2 separate regions of the Homo sapiens genome follow, and region 2 is linked to region 1. Evidence: chromatin loops called from intact Hi-C (ENCODE). Cell type or tissue: OCI-LY7. All regions are shown on one strand. Each heading gives the region's core, and the rest is flanking DNA. Links, peaks and the distances in the headings are about the cores only.

Region 1 (12,917 bases), core at 2,697-10,696:
CTGATGTGCTTATTTGCGATTTGCAACATTCTACGTGAAGGCTCTTTCTACATGGTAGAAAGATGAACCCCAGCTGACCCAGCTTACCTCCTCAAAGCTTAGCAATATTGGTGGAAAGAATATTGCTCTCTCCAAATGTACTTATATTAATCCTGGAGAAGATACCTATTAACCCTGTTTGTCTTATGCCAACTGTAATTCAATTTCTGTGCCCAGGAGAATGAAGCATTGTCACTGGTCATCTTGGATCAGGAATTCTAAGACAATTGAAATTCTTAAGATCCACACCAGGACTTCTGAGTCAGAATAGCTGTGAAAGAGTCCCAGGAGTATGAATTTTTAAGAGCTGCTAAAGTGATTCTTATTGAAGGTGTGCACAGATTGTGTTTTGAGAAACACCACAAGCTCCAGACCTGGCTTGAACAGAATGTTGCCTAAGAAGAGTCAGGTTTGCACCCTGACAGTCTTGGTGAATTGGAAAATGTTTGGATGGACTTGAATAGACTTGGGTGGTCAAATCTGGACTGAATTACATTCTTAGATATATAACCAGGCAACTCACATGTCAGTCTTCTGTGTACAGTGTGTGGAGCCTGCTTCCTGTGTTATCCACTACTTGTTACATCAGATCTCAGTTTTCTGCGTTCAATCCTTTCATGCCGTTTCAGATCCCTAATGGTGCATTTCCAAAAATGCTACACTGTGCCTGCCCACCTAAACCCTCACAGTCTCTCTGCCTCACCTTTTTGCTGCCACACAATCTACCTGTCAATATCTCCGAAGCCAGCCTGCTTTGTGACTCTTTAATCTCATGCTTTACACTTCTGAACCTGGGCTACAGGCCTGGAATATATTTTCGTGTACTACTCAATAGCACTGTCCTAAGGTGAAAGGCAAACTGGGCATTTAAAGAGTCCACAATTGCAGGAGAAATAGAAATTGTCACTCTTTTTCAGGATAAAACATCTCATATAAAGAACGTGAGAATAAAGACTCACCAGACCTCAACTTCCAAAGCCACACTTGGATAAAAATAGAAAAAAGACTGCAAATGCCATGCTAAATTCTCTATATGTTTGGTCTTTCATCATTTTTCAGCTCTATTTAGCTATAATTGACAAATAAAAATTAAACATATTTAAGGTGTATCGTGATGTTTTGATAGTTGTTTACATTCTGAAATGATTAGTACAATCAAGCTAATTAATGTATCTATCACCTCAACATCTCACATTTTTTGGTGTGTGGTGAGAACACTTAAATTCTACTCTCTTAGCAAATTTCAAGTACTGCATACAATTCATTGCTATTATCTGTAGTCACCATGCTGTACATTAAATCTCTAGAACTCACCCTATAATGGCAAGTACTTGTTAACCAAGCTGCCATCTTGGGAGAAAGAAGACCCAAAACTGACCTGCAATCTAAAAAGAAAATGACTCCACTTATGAGAACCCTGATGGGGTCAACGCAGCACATATTGTAAGTGGGACAATGAATGAAATGGTGTCAGGGCTTCGTGACCTCACACCATCAGAATATGTTTCACCAGGCAATGGGCAGGCTCTCAGAATGCTACCAAATATGTGTTGAAAAGAGGTTTGAGCAATTGCTCTTATGTGAGAATGCTGTGAAAACACAGCTTTTTTCAGCTTCTAACTTTTCTGGATATTAAACTCACTCTGCTATACTTTGCATATTCTTCTCTTCTTTCTAGTTGTTGGGCTGGTGCCAGAGGATAAGTTATGAGAGCTCTCACCCAAATCATTTAAGGACCTTTATTCTATACTTTGTTCCTGACAGTTAAGTGACATTTTTTTTCAAAGGACTTAAATTAGCAAGATACTACTTGGGGATTATCTTATCCTATATTATCCTGCTTTTCTCCTCCCTGTATTCTCTCTGTTGAAATTGATCTTAAATCTGGCCCTCCTTGCCTCTGGAGAGGAAAAGGCAGGATAAATTCAGAAATTCTAGCTTTTATTTTCCAAATCCTAAACTCTGGAGGGAGGAACAAATTTGTGGACTCAGGTAAAGAAACCTTTATACGCATGGCGGGTAAAGGATTCAACAAGATAAGAAATATTCTCCAGGGCCCAGGGCTGTGAAGAAAGAGCTGCCAGAGAGACAGAAAGACCTCTGAGGGTCCGTGGGTCCCAAGAGCAGAAGGGACTAAGGCTTGGCCTTTTATGGCAAGACCATGGAGACCAAGGTTTTGTGGGTTCTCTAACCAGGGTCATAAATCCAACGTGCCTAGTTTCTTGGTAGGTGACATAAACATGGGAATCGGGTTTGGAGTGATGCAACTGAGAGACCAGTAGGGCTGGTGCAAAACTCTGGAGTGTGTGTCCTTCCGGAAGGCAATCCAATTCCACATTTAAGACTACTGGCTGGGCGCTGTAGCTCACACCTGTAATCTCAGCACTTTGAAAGGCCATGGTGGGAGGGTCATTTGAGCCCAGGAGTTTGAGACCAGCTTGGGCAACATAATGAGACCCCATCTCTATTTCTCAAAAACACAAAACAAAATAAAACAAAGTAAATTTTAAAATAAAACTACTGCGTGGGTGAATAAAATGGATCTTTTGTACCTGAAAAAGTTTTGATTTATGTTCCAGGAGCCACACTGAGCGGGACAATGTGTATTTAGTCTGAACAGATTATTAAAGTCCAGGGGCCCCCAGTGCCTAGATGTCATATAAGCTGCCAAACATCATTGCTAACTCAGTGTGGAATGGGAAGGATGGAAGCTTTGCAATGACCCATAGACATTTCAGGATGAGGCTTAAAACAGAGATTGCATTGAGTTATCAAAAATTTCAAAAGCTGTGGTACACCTGTTGTGGGCTGTTACTCCTGTCACCAGAGATATGTCCAGGATAGCTTTAGCTTTGACAGTGTAAATCCTGGTGCTACTAATAACCAGCCATGTGATCTCAGAAAAGTTATTATATTTCACATCTCAAGCCTCAATTTCCTAATCTATGAAAGGGGAACAAGAGTAACACCCTCTTAAAATGTTGCTGGATTAACTGGGACATTTTAAGTCAAAAACCTAGAACAATGCTTGTCTCCTAATAAGCAGGCACTCAGATTGTAACTCTTGGTACCAATAATGCTGATGCCTTGTGCTTAGAGAGAATTTGGTGAAATAGTAATTGTGAACTTTCCTTGTATCAATATTCAAGATGTCAATACATTAATTCTCTTGTCCCTTGAGATCGTTTCCCGTCTAGCTCCTTGCAGGTTCATGTAAAAACACTCCTACAGACTCTCCATAGGCTCTCCAGACATCTCAGACTCCCTTGAATCTTAGGTTTAACACAGCTTAGGACTAAGCTGGGGTTCTTACTACAAATTCTGATAAACTTGGGCTTCAATCTACAGGCTAGAGGAAATAATAAAGTTTCACTGAAACTTAATCAAGGCATGTCTATGTGGTGCTAAGTGGCTGTGGTCTACATGTGTAGTCTTTTGAGATCCTAATTTGATTCAAGTCCAAAAGTTAGAATATCCACAGAAGTGGAAGAATAGATATTCCTTATACCAAAAACTTTACAGCACACATAAGCCTGTGTGTGTGTGTGTGTGTGTGTGTGTGTGTGTGTTTCTTTGAGACAGGATCTCACTCTGTCACCCAGGCTGGAGTGCAGTGGCGCAGCCTTGGCTCACTGCAACCTCCGCCTCTTGGGTTCAAGCTATTCTCCTGCCTCAGCCTCCTGCAAACCTGGGATTACAGGTGCCCATCACCACACCCTGCTAATTTTTGTATTTTGGTAGAGATGGGGTTTTGCCAAGATGTCCAGCTTCCATCCTTCCCATTCCACACTGAGTTAGCAATGATGTTTGGCAGCTTATATGACATCCAGGCACTGGGGGCCCCTGGACTTTAATAATCTGTTCAGGCTAAATACACATTGTCCCACTCAGTTTGGCTCCTGGAACATAAACCAAAGCTTTTTCAGGTACAAAAGATCCATTTTATTCACCCACACAGTAGTTTTATTTTTAAATTTATTTTGTTTTTGAGAAATAGAGATGGGGTCTCATTATGTTGCCCATGCTGGTCTCAAACTCCTGGGCTCAAATGATCCTTGACAGGGTCTTGAACTTCTGGGCTCAAATGATCCTCAATGGGGTCTTGAACTCCTGCCCTCAAGTGATCCATCCACCTCAGCCTCCCAAAGTGCTGGGATTACAGGGGTGAGACACCACTCCCAGCCTGTGTTCTTTAAAGTTCCACCTGAGTCTCTTCCCTTATTCTTGATTAGAGACGAAGTAGGTCTGTCCTTTCATCTCTTCCTGGGGGAGGTATCTAATTCTGTGCCTTCAGTTTCCATCTTAAAAAGTTATAGTGTAATCAAAATCATTCCCATCTTTCCATTTTTTCAACTCACACATCCTGTCTTCAAGCCTTCTCACGTCTTCATGTCAGCATCTTTTAAACCTGATCATGTTCCCACCTTGCCATTGCCCCAAACAACAAACTTCAGATTCCAATTATCTCTCACTGAGATCTGAGGTCACCTCTGGCTGGGCTTCTTGTCTCTCATCTTGGCTCCCTCTAATCCCTGTTGCAGCCAGATTGATTTTTAAAACAGAGGTCAGCAATTTCTGAAAAGGGCCAGATCATAGTTATTTTAGACTTTGCAGGCCCCATGTTCTCTGTTGTAACTATTCAAATCTACAAGTTGTAGCACTAAATCAGCCATAGACAATATGTAAATAAATGGGCACAGATGGGACTCAATAAAACTGGTTACAAAACAGGCAGCAGACCAGATTTGGTTCTGGAGGCCATAGTTTGCACATCTCTGTTGTAATATAAATCTGGTCATATTCTTATTGCCTTTAAGATAAATGACTTATTATTGAAAACAGCTTATAAGCCCAGCCAGACCTCTTAGCATCTACCTCCATCACAAACTCAGCTCTAGCTCTACTGGAAGATTTGCATTACTGCCTTGTATTTTGACCCACAGCTAAGTAGGCCTGCTTGAGACCGACATTCTAAATAATACAAGTTTGACCAGGCGTGGTGGCTCACACTTGTAATCCCAGCACTTTGGAAAGGCAAGGCGGGTGGATCATCTGAGGTCAGGAGTTTGAGACCAGCCTGGCCAACATGGTGAAACCCCACCTCTACTAAAAAAAAAATTAAAAATTAACCAAGAATGGTGGCGCGTGCCTGTAATCCCAGCTACTCAGGACGCTGAGGGAGGAGAGTCGCTTGAACCCAGGAGGCAGAGGTTGCAGTGAGCCGAGATCATGCCACCACACTCTAGCCTGGGTGACAGAGTAAGACTCTGTCTCAAAAAAATTAAAAAAAAAAAAAAAGGACAGGTTTAAGAGGCATAAAGTGAGGTAGGTCGAATTATAGCTCTATCCTTAGTAAAACTGCGGTCTTAGGCAAGCCTCAGTTTCTTTATTTGTGAAAGTAAATAATTACATTGTCTGGAGATAATATTATCTGCCTCTTACATAATTCATTTGCTTAAACATAAGTGGCATAGTGGAATAAAAACACTCATAAACTGTAAAGTGTTGTATAAATATCCTTCTTGCCTAAGTAGGCTTGGCCAGTCCTCACCTCTCCCTTGTCCCTGTTCATGCTGTCTCAGCTGGTGCTCTCTCTGTTCTTTCTCTCCACGGCTATCTGCTTTTTGGCAGTACAGAACAGCTGCAGCCAGCTCAGCGGCGCCCCCAGAGGGTTCAGTCCTCCTATGCCCTCCTTCAACTGACCTACTTGTTCCTTTTTCAGAGCAGGCCCCTCCCATTTTCCTACTCAGCCTCAAATCTGGTGATGGGAGTCCCGACCCCAGCTCTAGCCCCATTTCTGGAGCAATTTCTCATTCTCATGAGGACTAACTGGAAATTATTTTCTCTCTCTCTCTCTCTCTCTCTCTCTCTCTCTCTCTCTCTCTCTGTGTGTGTGTGTGTGTGTGGTGTGTGTGTATGTGTTGACAGAGGTGGTGATAGACAAAGAAAAAATTAGGTTACACACTATTTCTGGCTCTCCCTGGTTCCCTCACTGTCTCAGGGAAGGAAGAGCACATTTTCCAATAGAGGAATTATGGAATGAGCAGATGTAGTAAGTAAAAACAAGTCACATCGATGCATAATTTATAGATCATATATTCCCTCTGTGAGCCTGGGGATTATTTCCACCTATTTGCAGCGCCAGAATGAGGTCCATACTTAAACATCAAATACGACCTTATATTCTTTTATTTGCTTTTTTTAAAAGCTGTTTTATACCTTCTAACTTTGGGTCTTTAAAAAATTCTCTGACTCATTCAAGCTGCTTAATGCACCGTACTGAAATTTCCGACAGGCATCAAAAGCACAGGGAACTAATCTTCCACATCCTTTAAAGAAACAGCAGCTCTCACATCTGGGCACGGGGATCAACTACGCAGGAGGACACTATAAAAGAAAATGCCAAGGCACAAGGCACAGATGTTTTTTCTTTGCTGCCTGGAACTAGATGAAGTTACTTTTTAATGACAGAGAACTAGAAAATGCACTTTTAAAATACTTTATACAAGATTCACTTTTTGGGTTACAAAATTACTAAAAGTATGACAGGTGTTTACATAAATAACATTTATCTACTGTGAGAGGTACTTCTTACAAAGCATCCTTTGTTTACATGTAAATTTCACATTGTAACATTTTCACAGAGGAGGAAGTTCTGTAGGGGTTTCTGTAATTGATTTTCATTTCAAACTTGATTAGAAATTCACTCAATTGTCCTAATTATTCTTTTTTCATGTTTGAAAAACTTTCTATATTCCTTTATGTGAATTAATTGGCTATAGGAAAGCTTCTAGACCCTGCATTATGCCAAATAATATATATATCCTAAATATTATGTTAAATACTAAATTGTAAAACATGTGGCTACCCAATCTATTATTAGAATTCCTGAGCAACTTGAAAAAAAAGCTATGATCCTTTTAAGTTTCTGAATGGATATAGAGGCTTCATTATTAAGCAGATATAAAAAACATGCACGTATCTGACAAAGCCAAAAATGTATAAGGCAAACATTTATGGAATTAAAGGAAGAAATAGATAGTTCTACAATGATTATTGAATACTTCTATACCCTACTTTCTGTAATGGACAGAACAACTAGACAGAACAGAAATAAGGAAATTGAGGACCTGAACAACACTATAAACTATACCTAAAATATATATATAAAATATTTCAACCCAGACCAGCAGAAAACATATTTGTCTCAAGTGCACATGGGACATTCTCCAGGATAGACCATATGTTAGAACACAAAACAAGTCTCAACAAATTTCACAAGTTTGCAATTACCATGAGTAATCAATAACAGAGGAAAACTGGAAAATTCACAGATTTGAGGAAAGTAAATAAAATACTCTTAGCACAACTCAACCCATAACAAGAAGGATTGTTGTTTTTTTTCCCTCAATTCCAGTTAGAAAGCAAACTGGAGAATAACTCTTATGGCCCAATTGTAGATCAGGTGATGCCCTTGGGCCAGTCAGCTGTGGCCAAGGTAGTGGATCTGCAAGAAGATGGTGAGTCCTGTTATAACAACACCATGGAGTCTGGATGATTTCCCACAGCAAGTAGGGGATCTGCACAGACAATATCCTAGACCCACACACTGATAGTGGTTTGTATAAAGTCAAAAGAATTCAGAGGAAGTGAATATTTGAGACACATGTGGAGAAAAGGGAGGCTGGTGAGATAAGAGAAGGTGTCATCTGTTGCTCCGCTGGGCTAGGGGAAGATTTGAGCTGGACTGCCTGGGAAGTGTGAGTCTCCGCACCTGCCAGTGAACCTGAGAGTGGGTGTATCCAAATGTGTTATTAGAAAGACATGGCCTGAGCTAAACATTGACAGTTGAAGTACAGAGGAAAATGAGTTGAGGAACCTAGGGAAAATATGAGAAGCAAAGAGGCACAGCTTAGATAAACACTAGAGTTGGGACTGTTGCCTGGGAAAATATATGTCCATATTTCTAGGTGCATACTTCTAGATGCATATGGGAATGAGAGGCTACTTCCAATAGAGAGACCCAGAACAGGAGTGGATGGTGGAGAGGAAGCTAGAAAGAGTAGTACCTGGAAAGTCTAGGGAGTCAGGAGTCTCAGAAGAACATGGTATCATGTTAAGAGAAAGATCAAAATATAGACTCGAATTTGAACCAGTTGGAGTTTGGTGTTAGCACTTTCCAATAAATGGGGAGAGAGAGGAGGAACAGAGAGTGCAGAACTAGATTGAAGGAAATTGAAGAGAAAATGGAAGGAGAGCAAGTGAAGATAGAATGCTTTTTCAGGAGGCTTAACTGGGACTTGGAGGAGAAAGAATAATAAATCAGGGACAAGGAATGAGGAAAACTGGGAGAGCAAGTCAGTAAGTGCTTGGTTCAGGATGGAATGTGGATGAATGTGTAGAAAAAGCAATGTGACTGGATGGTCTTGCATTTCGAGGACTGGTCAAGGATTACAGAGGTATGGCCATGCGCTTGGCCTCTGGAGTCAGGCTGCCTGGGCTCCAAACCCAGGCCTGTCACTTTCTAACTGTGCAACTTCAGGCCTATTTCTTAGCCTTTCCTTTTCTGAGTTTTCTCACCTCTAAAAAGAAGATAAAGACAAAGCTTACCACATGTGGTTGTTGTGAAGACTAAAGGAACTCATATTTGTAAAATGTTTAACATAGTACCTGGAGCAAAATGAAGACCCATTAAATATAAACAAGCCATTATTATTGTTATTGTTTATCATCATCATTACTGTAAACAGACCTCAGGGTTTCAAATGTAACTCTGGGAATGTTGCGTAAGTGATCATTCAGGCAAAGTCCCCAGTAGACTGTAGATTTTGTTGAAGACTGAGTAGGCAACATGGTAGTGTGCCCCTGAAGAAATCCTCATGCACGTCAAAAATCAAGGATGAACACTGAGAATCTTAACAGCGGTTGGTGTTTATAGTGTTTCTATATGTTAGAAACTATGATGAAGGCCTCATTTGAATACATTTACATAAAATTCTCTCTCTGTCCTCTATCCATCTATCTCCATCCTCTATTTCATCTATCACACATGTCCTAAGAATTTATTTATAGTTTCACGTTTACACTTCTTGTGTAATCTTTTCAATCTGATTTAATTGTGGGATATACGTGAAATAAAAATATTTCATTTCTAACACCTAGAACTTACTTTCCTCCTCTACATTTCAATTCACCTCTTCAAAACTCACACCTTTAAAATGCATATAAGGCCAGGTGTGGTGGATCCCACCTGTAATCCCAGCACTTTGGGAGGCTGAGGTGGGCAGATCATGAGGTCAGAAGTTTGAGACCAGCCTGGCCAACATGGTGAAACCCCGTCTCTACTAAAAATACAAAAATTAGCCAGGTGTGGTGATGCATGCCTATAATCCCAACTACTTGGGATGCTGAGGCAGGGGAATGGCTTGAACCTGGGAGGTGGAGGTGGCAGTGAGCTGAGATCAACCACTGCACTCCAGCCTGTGTGACAGAGTGAGACTCTGTCTCAAAATAAATAAATAAATAAAAATTAAAATAAAATAAAGTGCAAATCAGATGTTTCTATCCGTTGACCCTTTTCTATTTCAGCACTGCTACAGTTAATCTATCCATATAATATCCATATAATATGTCAATCTGCACCTCTCTAAACTTTTATTATTATTATTATTATTTTTTGAGACTAAATCTCACTCTGTCACCCAGGCTGGAGTGCAGTGGCACAATGTCAACTCACCGCAACCTCTGCCTCCTGGGTTCAAGTGATTTTTCTGGCCTCAGCCTCCTGAGTAGCTGAGATTACAGGTGTGTACCACCACGCCCAGCTAATTTTTGTATTTTTAGTAGAGACAGGGTTTTACCATACTGGCCAGGCTGGTCTCGAACTCCTGACTTCAAGTGATCTACCCGCCTCGGCCTCCCAAAGTGCTGGGATTACAGGCATGAGCCACCGCGCCCGGCCCTTAATGGTTCTTTGCATTGTACTTCTGTTCCATGTGCGTATCATATTTTTCACATTGCAAGTTCCCTGGGGAGAGGATTCTCTCTATTTCTTGTGCAACCTCTCAGAATCTATTACAATGTTCTGCAAACACACATCAGATCATACTGAATAAGTGTAAATGAAATGTATCAAAAGTAAGCCCAATAGGTTTAGGGAACGAGAATTAGTAAAAACTGGCTTTTTCCTTACACCCAATTTTTGCCTTCTCATTCTCTCATGGTTTTAACAATATCCTCTTCTTAAAAAGAAGGGTTTATATTGTCATTGTCACTTAAAGGGGAAGACCAACAGGCCCCTTTCTCCCTTCATGTGACCTCCCTGAACATGGTTTGCAGAGTTGCTCCTCCACTTCCTTGGAGGCGGTGGAGCAGTCCAAGGGAGAGTGAATGCTCAAAGTTCCCGAGTGGTTCAGCACTGACAGGTGCTGGGTAGTTTTCCAGGCAGAATATTATTTTATTCAGAAACTGCTGAGCTTGTCTCTGTTGCTGATAATTAATAGATTCTTCTTCACTCTTGTTCAGGGAGAATTTCCCTTTTTTCTTGCCCTTGGCAGTCATCAGTCATACTTCTTAACAACAGCTCTCAGATAAATCACCAGGAGAGAAAGAGTTAGAATAGCTCTTAGCAAACTATGGCAGGAGGAAATTCTTTTGGAAGGACTTGAAATTAGGAAATATATTAGCTTTAAATAATGTTTGGTCCTATTTTGAGAAACTTAGTGAGATATTTTCAAACATTTTAAGTGTATTTATTAACTATATATATAATTTCATTTTTATTTTTATTTATTTATTTTAGTTTTGGAGGCAGAGTCTTGCTCTGTCGCCGAGGCTGGAGTGAAGTGGTGCAATCTCGGCTCCCTGCAACCTCTGCCTCCCAGGTTCAAACAATCCTCATGCATCAGTCTTCCGAGTAACTGGGACTACAGGTGCCCACAACCATGCTCAGCTAATTTTTTGTATTTTTAGTAGAGACGGGGTCTCACCATGTTGCTCAGGCTGGTCTCAAACTCCTGAGCTCAGGCAATCCACCATCTCAGTCTCCCAAAGTGCTAGGATTACAGGTGTGAGCCACCGTGACCAGCCTATAATTTCATTTTTAATACAGAAACTGACAACTAAAAAACTCAGAGTACTTTAAAAGTATAAAATATTAAACGTAATATTGGAGAAACAAGTTCTCTTAAATGTGCTAAAACTGTAAACTTAGTAAGATTTCACTTTGAAATCACAAGTCTAAATTAATTACTCAATTATACATTTTAGATTAGAATTACAGTATGAATCTGTTGCTCTAACTGGCTAAATTCTTATAAACAAGTACATAAAAATGAAAGATGTGCAATATTAACACCAACATTAATATTGTGGTTTTGATTTACTTACACATTTCTCTATTTAATTCTAAATCTTTATAGAGTTGAAAGATGTTTAACCATCCAGGGAATAATTACACCATCACAAAAATTTTGAAGGATATTGTCTCATGGAATACCATCTTATGGAATTCCACTTGAAATTTCATAAGAATGGGGGATTTTGGTTGGGACAGATTGGATTCTTTTTGATAGGGCACTGATGGGATATGTTTGCTCTATTATATTAGGATCCTCCGAAAAGGGTGGTTTGATGGCAATCATAGTGAACATTCCGGTGTTCAGTTTCTATATTAGCCAATTCTTTTTCTACTCACAGAGTATGAGGTCCTGCACTCAGCAGCATCATAAATCACTCTCTTATATTCTTTTTATTATTTCAGGGATTGTTGGCAGAAGGATCTTACTCCAGCTACATAATGGACTATTACAAAACTCAGTGGCTTAAAAAACCATTTTATTATATCTCACAATATTGTGGGTCAGGTATTTGGACAGAAACTGCTGAGCTTGTCTCTGTTGCTGGTTCATTAGCTGATTCATTGTTTTGTTCTATCAGATGACTTCTGTTAATACCACATGGAATAGAAGAATCACCCAACTGAACCCTGTGCCATTCCTGGCCCACAAAACTGTGAAATACAATAAAATGTTTTGAAGGGTCCAATGTGGCTTCACTGTTTTGTACTTTAGGGGGATGGTTGGAAGGCTGAGCCTAGCAGGGATGGTCAATTGAAATGCCTACATGTGACCTTCCTAGCAGTATGACCTCAGGGTATTCAAACTTCTTACCTGGCTACCCAGGGCACTAAGAGAAAGTGTTCCTGTCAATGAGTGGGCTGTCTGGCCTTTAATGATGGAACCTCAGAAGTCTCTTCCACTACAATTGATTGGTCAAAGAGTCACAAGCCCCAATCATATTCAAGAGAAAACATAGACCCCTCTTTTCTGTGGCAGAAGTGTCAATGAATATATGATTGTGTTTTAAAACTGTGACAAAGCCCTGAAGACATTTAAAGATCTTTCCATATACGAAGGTTAATACTGAACTCTTACTTTTCACCATACACAAAAATCAACTCGAGATGGATTAAAGACTTAAATGTAAGACCTACAATGTAAAAACCCTAGAAGAAAACCCAGGACATCCCATTCTGGACATAGGCCTTGGCAAAGATTTTATGACAAAATCTCCAAAAGCAATTGCAACAGAAGCAACAATTTATAAATGGGATCTAATTAAATGAAAAAGCTCTGCACAGCAAAAGAAACTACCAACAGACTAAACAGACAACCTACAGGATGGGAGAAAATATTTGCAAACTGTGAATCTGACAAAGGTTTAATATCAAGAATCTATAAGAAATTTAAACAAATCAACAAACAAAAAACAAACAACTCCATTAAAAAATGGGCAAAGGACATGAACAGACACTTCTCAAAAGAAGACATACATGCAGCCAAAAAGCATATGAAAAAATGCTCAGCATCACTAATTAG
Region 2 (12,917 bases), core at 2,201-10,200, 92 kb before region 1:
GACCTCCACTAAAAATACAAATCAATTAGCCAGGCGTGGTGGCGTGCCCTGTACTCCTAGCTACCAGGGAGAGGCAGGGGAATTGCTTGAACCCAGGAGGCGGAGGTTGCAGTGAGCCGAGATCGTGCCACTGCACTCCAGCCTGGGTGACAGAACGAGATTCCATCTCAAAAAAACAAAACAAAACAAAACAAAAACAAATTATAAAACTTTTTAAGTAGGGAAGGAGAATATAAAGAGAATAACTCAGATGTGTGCATTTGTGTATCCGTGCTTTTTTTCCAGATGTTTTCATTCTTGCCATGGTTTGAGGCTTCTATTGGATCCCTAGAGTACATCAGCTGACCTCGAGGATGAAGCCTGTCCCTGAACTCATTCATTCAACAAATATTTATTAAGCACTTACTGTGTGCCAGGTAGCATGCAAGGTACTGGGATTACAGACAATTAAGAGATGATTTTTGCTCCAAAGGGGCTTAGTTTGGTTGGGGAAAATTACAGGTAATCAGATACATTACAATGGTGGTATAGTTGGTGCTGTAATAGTGGAATAATATGAACAGAGGGCTCTAGACTCTAAATTAAAAAACTGTGACTTCACGAGATCAAAAGAATTCCTTGCAGAATTACCATTTGAAACAATCTACGAACCTGAGTAGTAGTTTATCAGGCAAGTTGGGGAGAGACCTTCCAGGCATGAGGAAGTGCACATGGGGTGGTATTCAGAGTATGGCTGGGTCAGAAGGCAGGAAAAAGTTGGTAAGGTGGGAAGAGAGGGAAGAGATAGGGCTTGGAGCCAGCTCTGGAAGGTTCCTAGGCTGTTTGCTGGAGAGTGCTTTTCCAAAGGAAGATTTTACGATGAAGGTAAAAATACATGCAATACAACATTCCATCACAGGTTGTGCCATGTGCCTGTTCCTGAACCAGTCACTGTTGGAAGGGGATCTGGCTCTTTGAAGGAGATTCAGCTCCTTTCTAACCACATGAAAATGATTCCCCTTGATAAAGAAGTGCCTTATTAATAGAAGAAGTGTTGAGGAAGGAAGGGGGTCTTATTAGGTGTCCACTATGTGAGGTAGTGCCAGTAACCTAAGTATTAACTATGCAATATAGATGATAAATGCAAAACAAAAAAAGGAATAATGATGGGACTGCCATCAGAGTTTCCAGAGAAGGTGGGTGATGACACATACTAGGGTAATATGAAATCCTGTTAATAATAGATGAAACAAAGCCTAATTCTAAAGTAAATCTCCTTTTCAGAAAACTCACACTCTACTTACAGAGACTAATTTTTTATGACATTTGCTTTTAGTGGTAATTGCAGTGACTAGACCAGTCCAACATGCAGCTATTAGGAATGAAATATTCTTTTTTGAACAAACACTTAGTCTGGAGTCTAAAAGTCAAAGTTGTTATAGCAATATCTCTTTAGATAATAACTACAGAGGCTAATCATTCATCCATAGTTAATGGAGATTTTAATTAGGCAGCATAATTTCTGAAAACAAGGAGAAAAAGAAACACAAAAACCAGTAGTTCCTGAATATGAGAGTCAGTTCTCTCATCACCAATGTGATGGGTACCAAATTTATCACAAAAATAATTCCTCCTGACATTTGCATCATGCTTTTATGCTGTCATGTACTAACTCAGTTGATCTTTAGACCATTCCCAGAAAGCAGGCATCATTATAATCATCTATATTTTATAGATAAGAACACTGAGGCAAAGACAGGTCACACAGTTAATGAAAGGATGACTCTAATTCTCCCACTAGTGTTTTTCCATAGAAGAACACATGCTCAGCTGGGCACAGTAGCTCATGCCTGTAATCCCAGCACTTTGGGAGGCTGAGTTGGGCCGGTCACTTGAGGTCAGGAGTTCGAGATCAGCCTGGCCAACATGGTGAAACCACGTCTCTACTAAAAATACAAAAATTATCTGAGTGTGGTGGCACATGCCTGTAGTCCCACCTACTCAGGAGGGTGAGGGAGGAGAGTTGCTTGAACCTGGGAGACGGAGGTTGCAGTGAGCCGAGATGGTGCCACTGCACTCCAGCCTGGGGACAGAGCAAGACTCCATCTCAATAATAATAATAATAATAATAATAATAATAATAATCCTGCCTCCACCACCTACTATGTAATTTAAGTCTTTTTCACTTTGATTTCCTAGCTGTAAAAAGGTGATGATCATACCTAATATGAGTAGAGTATTAAAAATTATCTTTCTCCTTAGCTATTCTTTGTGAGTTCTCTCTCCTGTACTGTGTGTATGTCCTTAAGTTTAGCCTTGAGGCCGAAGTGAGGAAGAAGGAAGGCACTGTGCCTGTCCTCCTGGCATGAGCCTAGTGGAGGAAGTTCATCTGGATAGAAAAGGGAAAGGAACCCCATCTCTACTAAAAATACAAAAATTAGCCGGGCATGGTGGCGTGCGCCTGTAATCCCAGCTACTCAGGAGACTGAGGCAGGAGAATCGCTTGAACCTGGGTGGCGGAGGTTGCAGTGAGCCGAGATTGTGCCACTGCCCCCCAGCCTGGGGGACAGAAGTGAGACTCCATCTCCAAAAAAAAAAAAAGATGGAAAGGAAAGCACAGCCTTCACCTTCTGGCTTGAGGGGTAAAAATGAAAAACGGAAGTGGTAGCAAAGAAAAGGAGCAGAGTTCGAGTTTTCTCCTTCAACCTGCTCTGGCATCTATTCAAGGGGAAGTGATGTGAGTGAGCCCAGCAACAGAAGGTCTTCTGCTTCTATTTACGCTCAGGCTCTAAAGGAAATCTCTCCTGCAGGCTGGTCCAGCCCTGTGCTGAGTAGCCACATCAAAAAAGCTTGGTGCACAGTGTGATTAGCCACCAGACAGAGAAGGATCCAGTATATCTCCCTGAGACCCCTTGGTTGCCCATGGCAGGGCAAGACCTGTCTGGGAATATGCTAGTGTCTCAGTGACTGTGCTCCAGGTGGACAGAAAGACCTGGAAGATGCACAGGGGTCAGAGTCCAAGGTTTCAATTTGGAAATTTTAAGTCTAATTGAGGGCTTTTGCCTTTCTCCATGAATACATATTGCTGATTTTGTTAATTCATTTAGCATCTAGGATTTTCTTTGGCAAATTTATTTTGCAGTCATTATGTCTTCACTCTAAAAGCAAAGAATTCCATAATGTCTTTCAGAAGCATTAACTAGTGTGGGATAAATATGAGGTTATAAGTCAGTGCAAAGAAAACAGTTTCTTTCCAACCAGTTTAATGCTTATTTCCTATGAAATGCTGCTGTTTCTTAAAACAAAACAAAACAAAAAGTAGTCACAGTACTGCCACTTGCTCATGTGGCTCTGCATTGTGCCCTAAGAGGTGTTGTACCCAGGTCCCCATGGGAATGGTTTGCAGTTAGGCTGACACAATCACCAATTCAGAGGTCCAAACAATTACCAGCAGCACTGAACTTGAAACACAATGTAAACATTGACTTACAGACAATATTTAAACCTGCATTTCTTTCCAGACTTCACCTTAACAAAATATGTTCTCTTCAGCCAGACACTGTCATTCACAGAAACGAAAAACTCCTTTGAGACACACTCTGTCCTCCCACATGTTCATGTAAGGAGGAGTTTCTCAGCCCCAGCGCCATGACTATTTTGGGCTAGATAATTCTTTGTGGTAGGGAGCTGGTCTGCATGGAAGGGTGTTTAGTAGCAGCCTTGAACTTTATTCACTGGATGCCAGTAGCAATCATCGAAATGGTTCCAGACAGTACCAGATGTCCCCCTGAGTGGGGCAGGGGGAAGGCAGAATCACTCCTGGTTGAGAATCAGAGGTGTGCACCCTCATCTGCCTGCTCTTGGTCTACATACAGTATGTCCCAGTTAAGTACTAGGTATTATTTATGTAAGAGTGATTTATTTTAAGCAATAATACCCTTTCAGAAATTGCTAACAACTTTGTAACTATATGACAACTTGGTGATCAAAAGTCTACCTTAAAAAAAAGTTGAGGCCGGGCACATTGGCCCACACACTTTGGGAGGTTGAGGTGGGAGGATTGCTTGAGCCAAGGAGTTTGAGACCAGCTTGGGCAACAAAACAAGACTCCATCTCTACAAAAATAAAAATGAAAAAATTAGTTGGGTATAGTGGTGCATGCCTGTCATCCCAGATACTCGGAAGGCTGAGGTGGCAGGGTCACTTGAGCCCAGAAGATTGGCTGTAATGAGCCATGATTGTACCACTGCACTCCAGCCTGGGTGACAGAACCAGATCCCATTTCATTAAAAAAAAAAAAAAAAAAAAAAAAGTTGTTCACTGTCTTCCTCTTGGGGGGCCTAGTCCCTTCCCTTTCTTGGCCCAGCCTTAGCCCTACTCCAGGTTCAGTCGGCAGTTCAGGGGTGCTTGGCTAGTGGGTGGTTGTAGGTGTGGAAGCCTGTGAGGGAGTCGGTGGAGAAAGAAGGGGGCAAAGTCCTGGCCTCTGGCAAAGTCCATATTTGCTTCATTCTCTGTAGAATTCAGTTAATTATCAGTATAATTACCATGATAATCAAGGCCTTCAAAAACTTCAGTTAATCCTTAGAAACTATCCCATCTGTTTACTCCAGTATGCTAGGCAAAGTCTATCATTTTTAACGTGTGCCATGGCAAGAAAAAGTTTTGGGAATCATTGAAGTACCTATTCAGAAGGACTTCCTTAGCTCTCAGAGAGCTAGGTGCAGTGCGAGTTTAAAATGCAGGCTCCTGGCTGGGTGTGGTGGCTCATGCCTGTAATCCTAGCACTTTGGGAGTCCGAGGCCGGTGGATCACCTGAGCTCAGGAGTTCGAGACCAGCCTGACCAACATGGCAAAACCCGGTCTCTACTAAAAAAAAAAAAAATACAAAAATTAGCCGGGCATGGTGGCGGGTGCCTGTAATCCCAGCTACTTAGGAAGCTGAGGCAGCATAATTGCTTGAACCTGGGAAGGCAGAGGTTGCAGTGGGCCGGGATGGCACCATTGTACTCCAGCCTGGGAGACAAGAGCAAAACTCCATCTTAAAAAATAAAATAAAATAAAATAAAATGCAGGCTCCTGGCTCTCATGCCAGACCAATTGCATCAAAGTCTCATAGTTTGGAGACCTGGAAATCTGCATCTTAAAAATTATTACATTATAGTTTTTTAATATTATGAAAAAAGTATTCCTACTTTTCCTTCGCAGTCTAGAGCTCAAAACTGAAAACACGGGAGAGTAACAAGCAAAAAGACTTTTCCTTAGGGGTTTCTCTACATCCAGTTTCTAATGGGTTACTTGCTCACAAGCAGCAGCAGAATTACTGTCTATTTCCTCCCCAGTCCGCTGGAGGGCTTCGTTATTTTCCTGTTAAAATCCAAAAAGATGGGGACTCTTATCCAGAAATGACATTTTGATTATTTGACTGAATTTCCCCCCAAAATCAATACCCTGGGCTGTATACATCTGCAGCCTTTTAATCTTTTTTTTTCTGAAAATCAATATGCTGGGCTCAACTAGTTAAAAAATGAGAACTGAAACAAACAGCTGGATTCATTTAAGACATTTCCTTTTCATTTCAACCTGAAATAAACTTTTCAGCAGATTGTCTTTGTGGCAGTTGGAGGCCAACATAAATTTCAACAGTGGGTTGCTTGCCTTTAAGAAACCAAGACTTCCTGGTGCTCCTGCCAACAAAGCCTTCCTCGGGAGTTGGCAGGCGCTCTGCAAAGCACCAGGCTCTGTCAGTGTGCACAGAAGGGGGACGCCTGCTTTCGGAGAAGATGTGACCAATTCAGATATAGCCTGGCAGGAGGACTCTGAGGACATGGCTCACAAGTTGTTACCTGATATCATATCCTGCTACTCAGCATGGCCCCCTGCCCAATTCCTCATTGTTCCTCTCTATTGTATACCTCCTACTTGGGCAATAGCAGAGAACTAATTTTTTAAAGGGAAAAAAAAAAAAAGGTGAGAACATGCTGTGAAAATCTCTATTGACTGTGCAAAAGCAGTGTTTGTCCTCGTTTCTCAAACCTCAGCTTTTGTTCAGGTTTATAATTTTCTCAGTGGGAACAAAGCTGCCTAGATTGCCAAAGGATTTTTGCCCTGAATCCAATGCAGGTATGCCCGTGACTCTATCTATGGATACCACCCAACAAAGTGAGATAAAAAAACACAGACGAGCAGGGTGATCATTGTGCTTGTTAACTTATTCAACAAATATGTATACTGGATATCGGTTGTGGGTCAGACTCTGTGTTGGATGCTGGAGACACAATGGAAAACAAAAGAGACGGGATCTCCACCCTCACTGGGCTCATTGATGTTAATCAGACAATTGCTCAAATAGACACAAAAGCCCCTGTGAGAGGGGCCATGAAGAAGGGGTGCAAGAGATTGTGGGAACTGTCTTCAGGGATTTGGCCTGGCCGGGAGGTCAGGAAAGGCCTCCCGAGAAAATGAGGACTGATTGAGAGCTGCAGGGTAGGAAAAGGAGAAAGGAATAGGGGGGTAGTAGCATTTGTTTGACAGAGAAAAGTGAGTGTTTCCCTGTGGTGGGGATTGCATGATGGCATGCCACCTTTGAGGAACAAGGTGTAAGTGGTTGGGATACAGAGAGCCAATGAGGCTGTGACCAGAAACGAGACTAGAGTCAGACCCAAGGGCCAGACCATGCAGGTCCTGGTTTAGCGTTAGGTCTTTGTCCTATGAGCAGTGAGCATATATATCATCAATAGGTTTTTGCAGCAGTGTGGTAGGACCAAATTTGTTTTAGATCTTAGAGGAGAGGCCAAATTTACCTCTACCCTCTTAGAGTTTTTCAGCTGAGCCTGCAAATTAAACTGACATAAGACCGATACACAGAAAAGCATACACGTTTATTTAATATAAGTTTTATGTGATATGGGAGTGCTTCATAGGGAAATGAAAACCCAACGTGGCACAACCTAAATGCTTTTATACTAGCTTGAATAAAGTGGCAATTGTGGAACAATAACTAAACTATGTGGAAAGGCTAAAGGAAGATATGAATGAGTTTAACAAGGTCTGTTTTACAAAATTTCCTCACTTTCAACTTCCTGTCCTTGGTAAGAATGTTATTTTCCTCCTGGTAAAAGAATTGCACATATGGGGGTTTTGGCTCTTGCTTTTGGGAAGAAAAATGTAGGGTCAGAGCATTTGTACCTGCTGCTTTTATTTTTATGTGCCTTTAGCTCAAAATATTCCTTATGCCAAAGTGGCATACTTCGAGGTGGCATATTCTGCCACCCTTCAATCATTCTCTGCTTATGAGCTGAAACCTGGGCTCCATGACTTCCTGGCATGCCATTCGATGCACATTTGAAAGCAGAAGGTATCCGTGTGAGGTAAATCGAATATGTCACCCAAAAATATGCTTCTTTGGGATAAAAAATTTTAAGCTAAAGAAGCAGCAACTGGAGGAAAAGCACTCTATATACGCCCCCTTTTTTGTCTAAAGACAGGATATAAATTATTTTTTACTGGAGACAACTGTAGACCCTTAGGAGCTCAGAGACAGCACCAGAGGAATCAGTAAACCAACCTTATTGCATTAGTTTTCTCCATCTGTTTACCGTCCTACAGTTTCCCACCTTGGAAGACTAAATCTACTTTCCTTCATCCTGTTATTTTTCTACAAATGTATTTTCTTTATTGAAGATGATATATAAGTGGAATTTGAAACCATTTTGAGTTACTTTTCACTGAGGTGTCTCTTGAATAATGTGTTATGATGCACGTTAATAAACTAATAAACTTGCTAATAAACTTGTTTGTTTTTTTCTTGTTAATGGGTCTTTTGATACAGGGTTCTTTCCCATCTAAGATCTAAGATTGGGAGAGGTAAATTTTAACTTCTCCTGCACTTGTTAGTGCTTTAGTTAATTATCTATTCTAGACTTGGAGTAACTAGGATAAAAGTGTCCTTTAAAAAATAAAATTCAGAAATATTGATAGCCAATATGTTGAGTTCTCTCACTGACCTCAGCAGATGAAATGAACTGATGTGTCAACTCATTAAGGAAATTACTTGGATCTTGGTGTAGGCGGGCACATACTCTACATGCAATGTTAACTAAAGATGGACAGCTAATGAGATTGTTTCCTAGGTCGTTGTTGAAAATAGGGTCGTTGCAGATGTAATTAGTTAAGGATATTGAGATAAATTAATCCTGGATTTAAGGTGGGCCCTAAATCCAAAGACTGATGTCTTTATAAGAGAAAGGAGAGACAGGACACAGAGAGACACAGACAGAAGAAGGCCGTTTGAAGACAAGAGGCAGAGGTTGGAATGATGCTGTTGCAAGCGAAGGAATGCTAGAAGGCACCAGAAGCTGAGAAAGGAAAGGAAAGATTCTCCCCCAGAGCCTTTGGAGAGACCCTGCTGACACCTCAGTTTTGGACTTCTGAGCTCCTAAACTGAGACAGAATACATTTCTGTGTTTTAAGGCACCAAATTTGTGGTAATTTGTTATGGCAGCCATGAAAAACGAATTCGGGGTGCAAATGGGCTCCCACCTCCAAGACTACACTACAATTATTGAAAATTTTTAGACCGGCAAGGAAACATTACAAAACAGCTTTGTTGGTACAATTTTAAGTTTTTACATAGTTTTCTTTTCTAAGTAAAACAAAAGTAAGTTTCTCATGGTTCATATTGCCTGCCTTAGTATTTGACAGAGGAGTTTTACATATTTGTCATAGATTAAAAAAGAAACAAACACCAAATCCTCTTTATTTTAAACCTAAAGTAATGGACAACTTTTGGTTCAAACTGCACAGGTAATTTAAAATAAATTGTATTGCATTAACTAATATGAATGCCGTTTTGAGACCATGTTAAATTAATGTAAATCTTGTTAAAGATCAAGTGAGCAGACAAACAAAAATGACAACGGTCACTCTGGCTGCAACAAGGAACACAGATTGGAAGGAGTCAAGGCCGGAGACAAAAGTCTGCACTGGAAGGAGTTAAGGGTTTTAGCGTGTTTGCGGGTTGGGGGAATTCAGGTTCTGTGTGCAGGGAGAAGCCCAGTTGGGGGTGGCCTGGATCCTGAATAGAGTACGGGGTCTGTTTGTGACATGAACAAGACCCAGAGCCCGGAGAGAGTGAGGCTGCTTCAGGTAAGCGGACCAAGACAAAGAGCATCTCCTGAGGGACCATGGCAGCCTGGATACCAAGGGTCTTTTTTTTTTTCTGTTTTAATTTTTAAATTTTGTGGGTACATAGTAGATGTATATATTTATGGGGTAGATGGGAAATTTTCATTCAGGTATGGAATGTGTGATAATCACATCAGGGTAAATGGGGTGCCCATCGCCTCAAGCATTTATCTTTTGTGTTATGAGCAATACGATTATACTCTTTCAGTTATTATTTTTAAATGAACACTAAATTATTATTGACCATAGTCACAAAGGGTCTTTTTTCAGGCATCGTTCTCTGGGCTCAGTGCTCCATTTAATTTAGTTTAGAAAAGTAAAATAATTTGAATTTTAATAATAGTGACTTGCATATACCCAACATTATAGAGCCCCATCATATTGGCTATGTAAAGCTTTTTGTGAAGTTTACACTTTTGGGATGAGACTCTAAATAAACTTCTTAGCACAGACATACACATAAAAGGAGGTAATCACTGGTTTAGGCTCAGGACATTCTCCACTAATGATTCCACCAGTCATAATTGCTTCTGCTTCCTCCCACTCTGTTTTTTCTGGCTTCCCTCATTGTGGCCGTGTGTCCTTTCTGCCCTGTTTTGTTGCTCATCGGCTCCTCTTCCAGATGGTCAGTTCCCTAAAGGCAAGTTGTAGGAGAGCTGATCACTGCCCTCTCAGTCACCTTTGTAGATCCGGAGTTCATCAGTTAAGTTAAACCTACATAGATGCTTGCAATCACATAGTGTATCCGTGGAAGGGGGCACGAGAAACTGATGGTGACATTGTATCTGGGGAGGAGATCTGACTGGCTGGGGTCCAGGGTGAAAAGATGCTTCTCTCACTCTATATGTTTTGAATGCCTTAATTTCTTTTAAGTGTATGTATTGCTTTTACTCTAAAAAGTAAATAAATACTAAGCAAATAGCAGAGATACCATTTCAAGATAGGCATTTATTCCATGCTTCAACCAGGTGACCCAAATTCCTATAACTTTTTCATAAAGTACCATTTCCCAACCATTTTATATACATTTACTCATTTAGTTCTTATAGCAACCACATGTAGTAAATGCTACTATTATCCTCATTCTACAGATGATGAAACTGAGGCACAGAAAGATTAAACAACTTGCCGAAGGTTTCAGAGCTATTAAATAGCAGCATCGGGGTGAGATCTCAGACAGTCTGAGTCCAGAGCCTGCACTCTTGGCCACCATAGACTGCCTCGCCTGTGACTGCTCTGCATGGTTCTGCAGTTGTTTCATAGCTTTCCTTTGTTCTTTGATTCCATGGCTAGGAACATCTGGGTAAGTTTGTTGGAATGGAATCTCCAAGAGTGTGTTTTACCTGAGGGACTAATGGTCCTCTTGAGAAAGAAGGCAAAGGAGGAGAGGGAAGAGCCGAGCTTGGTTAAATGAATGCCTCAGGTCTGTCTCTCAGATTACCTTCCAGATTGGCCCCTGGGGCATTGTGCCTTAGACATTTGGTGAGCAGGCTGTGATGTATTGCCTGCTAAACTGAAAAGGGCTGCGACAGGGGAAGCACTTGCACCTCTATCAGTTGCAGGAGATGGTGATGGAAGGGTAGGAAGATGCGACACCCAGTGTTGGAGTCTCTCTGCTCAGCACCAGCCCTAGTTGCTTTGACTTGGGCATGGTGGGTGTCAGCAGCGAAGCTGATCTCAACAGCAAAGTTGCAACGTTTCCTATCATCAGTGACAAGACCTGCTCTATTGTGAAGCAGAACAGGCAGAGTCAAATGGCGACTGCCGTAGCTAAGGGAATTAGCTTGGGAAAGTACATGAAATACTTGTGGGAATTCCTGGAGATACTTGGAAGGAATTTCAGGGAGACTGAGTGACTGCAGGACAAGTTGCTGTGGAATCAGAAAGCTGAGTACGGTGGCTCATGCCTGTAATCCCAGCACTTTGGAAGGCCAAGCCAGGTGGTTCACCTGAGGTCAGCAGTTCGAGACCAGCCTGGCCAACATGGCACCATGACCAACATGGCAAAACCTTGTCTGTACTAAAAAACCAAAAATGAGCTGGGTGTGGTGGCGTGCGCCTGTAATCCCAGCTACTCAGGAGGTTGAGGAAGGAGAATTGTTTGAACCTGGGAGGTGGAGGTTGCAGTGAGTCGAGATCGCACCACTGCACTCCAGCCTGGGTGACAGAGTGAGACTCCATCTAACAAACAAACAAATAAAAAACCAAGGAATCAGAGAAATACTCTTTGTCTCTGACCTTGCTCCTAGGTTGTTGTGGTCTGATTTACTTAGGCTCAAGCATGCATCTAGCTTTTATAGAGCCTGAATATTATACAATTTGGGAGGCCCTTGTCAAGGATAGAAAATTATGAACATAAAATCAGGTACAGGGCCTTGGGAGAGGCCCAGGCAAGAGCTACACTAGTTTCAGCACATTCACATCTGTAGAGGTAGGAAGTGTCAATAATACCTGAATGTATACCACATCATGGATTCCTCAACCTGCTTCGCTCAGCTATGGGTTTTGAAAGAGTCTCTTTCTGAGAAAGAAAACAAAATAACATAAAACATAACTTAATGTAAGAGTCAAAGTTGCAAATGGTGTTCTTTGTCACAAAGCTTCAGTGTGTTGAGTAGTGTGGAAACTATTGTAACTGCCACCTCCAGCAGAAATGTGTCCCTAACATCATCTTACAATTGAAGGTGGAAGTATCTTCTGCTGAGTAGCAGATTGAAGGTCATGCCAAGAGAAAACCAATTATCAAGTGTGAAATGCACTGATGCTTAATACTTTTTATAAACATAAAGCAAATTGTTCCAGAAAGGACCCATTTGCAATATGAAAAAGCCCTTAAATAATGACTTTCTAACGACTTTCTATGGACGTCGTACACTTTAGCGTTCATCTCTTGTTGAAGAGGCCAAAGTTGATGAAACTATCCATTGAGCATTACCTGAGAACTAAAGCCATGAGAATTCTCATTTGGTAACTGTAATGACATAATAACTGGCAGTGATGGGAAATGTTAGGTAATTGTAGATTTAAATGAATCCTTGGTCAAATCTGTGTAGCCAAAGTGAAGAAGAAAAACTGTAACACTGGATTTCAACACTTTTTTCCTATATAATCGTTTCTCAATATTGCTAATAAATGTCTCACATTTTGGTTCCATCCATATTATTAATCTGGAGGCAATTCAAGCTAAGGGAAGTTTCTGCTTAGGTTCTGCTCTCCAGCTTCCTCCAGCCCAGCCTCCGTTCTTGTTGCTTGAGTAATTGTTACTATCCTATTGTTCCACTTAAAATCATTTGGAACTCTCAGTGTGACACACAGGTTTCTCACTTGGGGACCAGCCTCTGCCCCTGGCTAAGCCCCTCTGGAGCTCCTGCCCACCCTTGCTGAATGACCTCCAGCTTCTGGCCCTCCAGCAGTTTGCTGCCTGGAGCTGGGAATGTCCATTCCCGGTTCCTGGCATACAATTATTCATTTGAGATTCAGCTCCAGTGATGCTTTCTGGTAATTTTTTTCAGAGGAGCGATCATATTTTTTCTATATCCCTTCTCCCCCATGGACCTCTGCCCAAAGCACATTGAAATCCTTAGATAATTACTTGTTTATTTGCCAATCTCCCCCTTCTAGTCTATAAAATCCTAAAAGACAGAGGAGATCTGAGACCATGCGTATGTCACATTGTTTTTTCTGTATCATCACTACTTAGTTTGTGCTGGATACATACTGGGCACCTAATAAACATTTGATGAGTCATTAAGTAA

The links. Peaks named below come from ENCODE experiments on the same cell type or tissue, not always from the same donor. Only the 100,000 strongest peaks of a DNase experiment are listed, where the experiment ranks them.
Region 2: it touches region 1 in a loop (4-fold over the local background); 2 of 110 quality-filtered maps call a loop at or near these places.

What each region holds. Positions count from the first base shown.
Region 1 is chr6:131,454,436-131,467,352 of GRCh38, forward strand. No RefSeq gene overlaps it. Among named protein-coding and RNA genes, the nearest start is that of ARG1, 110 kb to the right of the region's middle. In OCI-LY7, for the core only: CTCF peaks have their summits at 5,719 and 5,925; a DNase peak (open chromatin) is centred at 5,696.
Region 2 is chr6:131,362,968-131,375,884 of GRCh38, forward strand. The region is part of intron 3 of LOC105378005 (a long non-coding RNA gene); the gene reads right to left. Among named protein-coding and RNA genes, the nearest start is that of ARG1, 200 kb to the right of the region's middle. In OCI-LY7, for the core only: CTCF peaks have their summits at 5,294 and 5,497; DNase peaks (open chromatin) are centred at 2,724, 3,404 and 5,604; H3K4me3 peaks cover 2,297 bases; H3K27ac peaks cover 5,045 bases.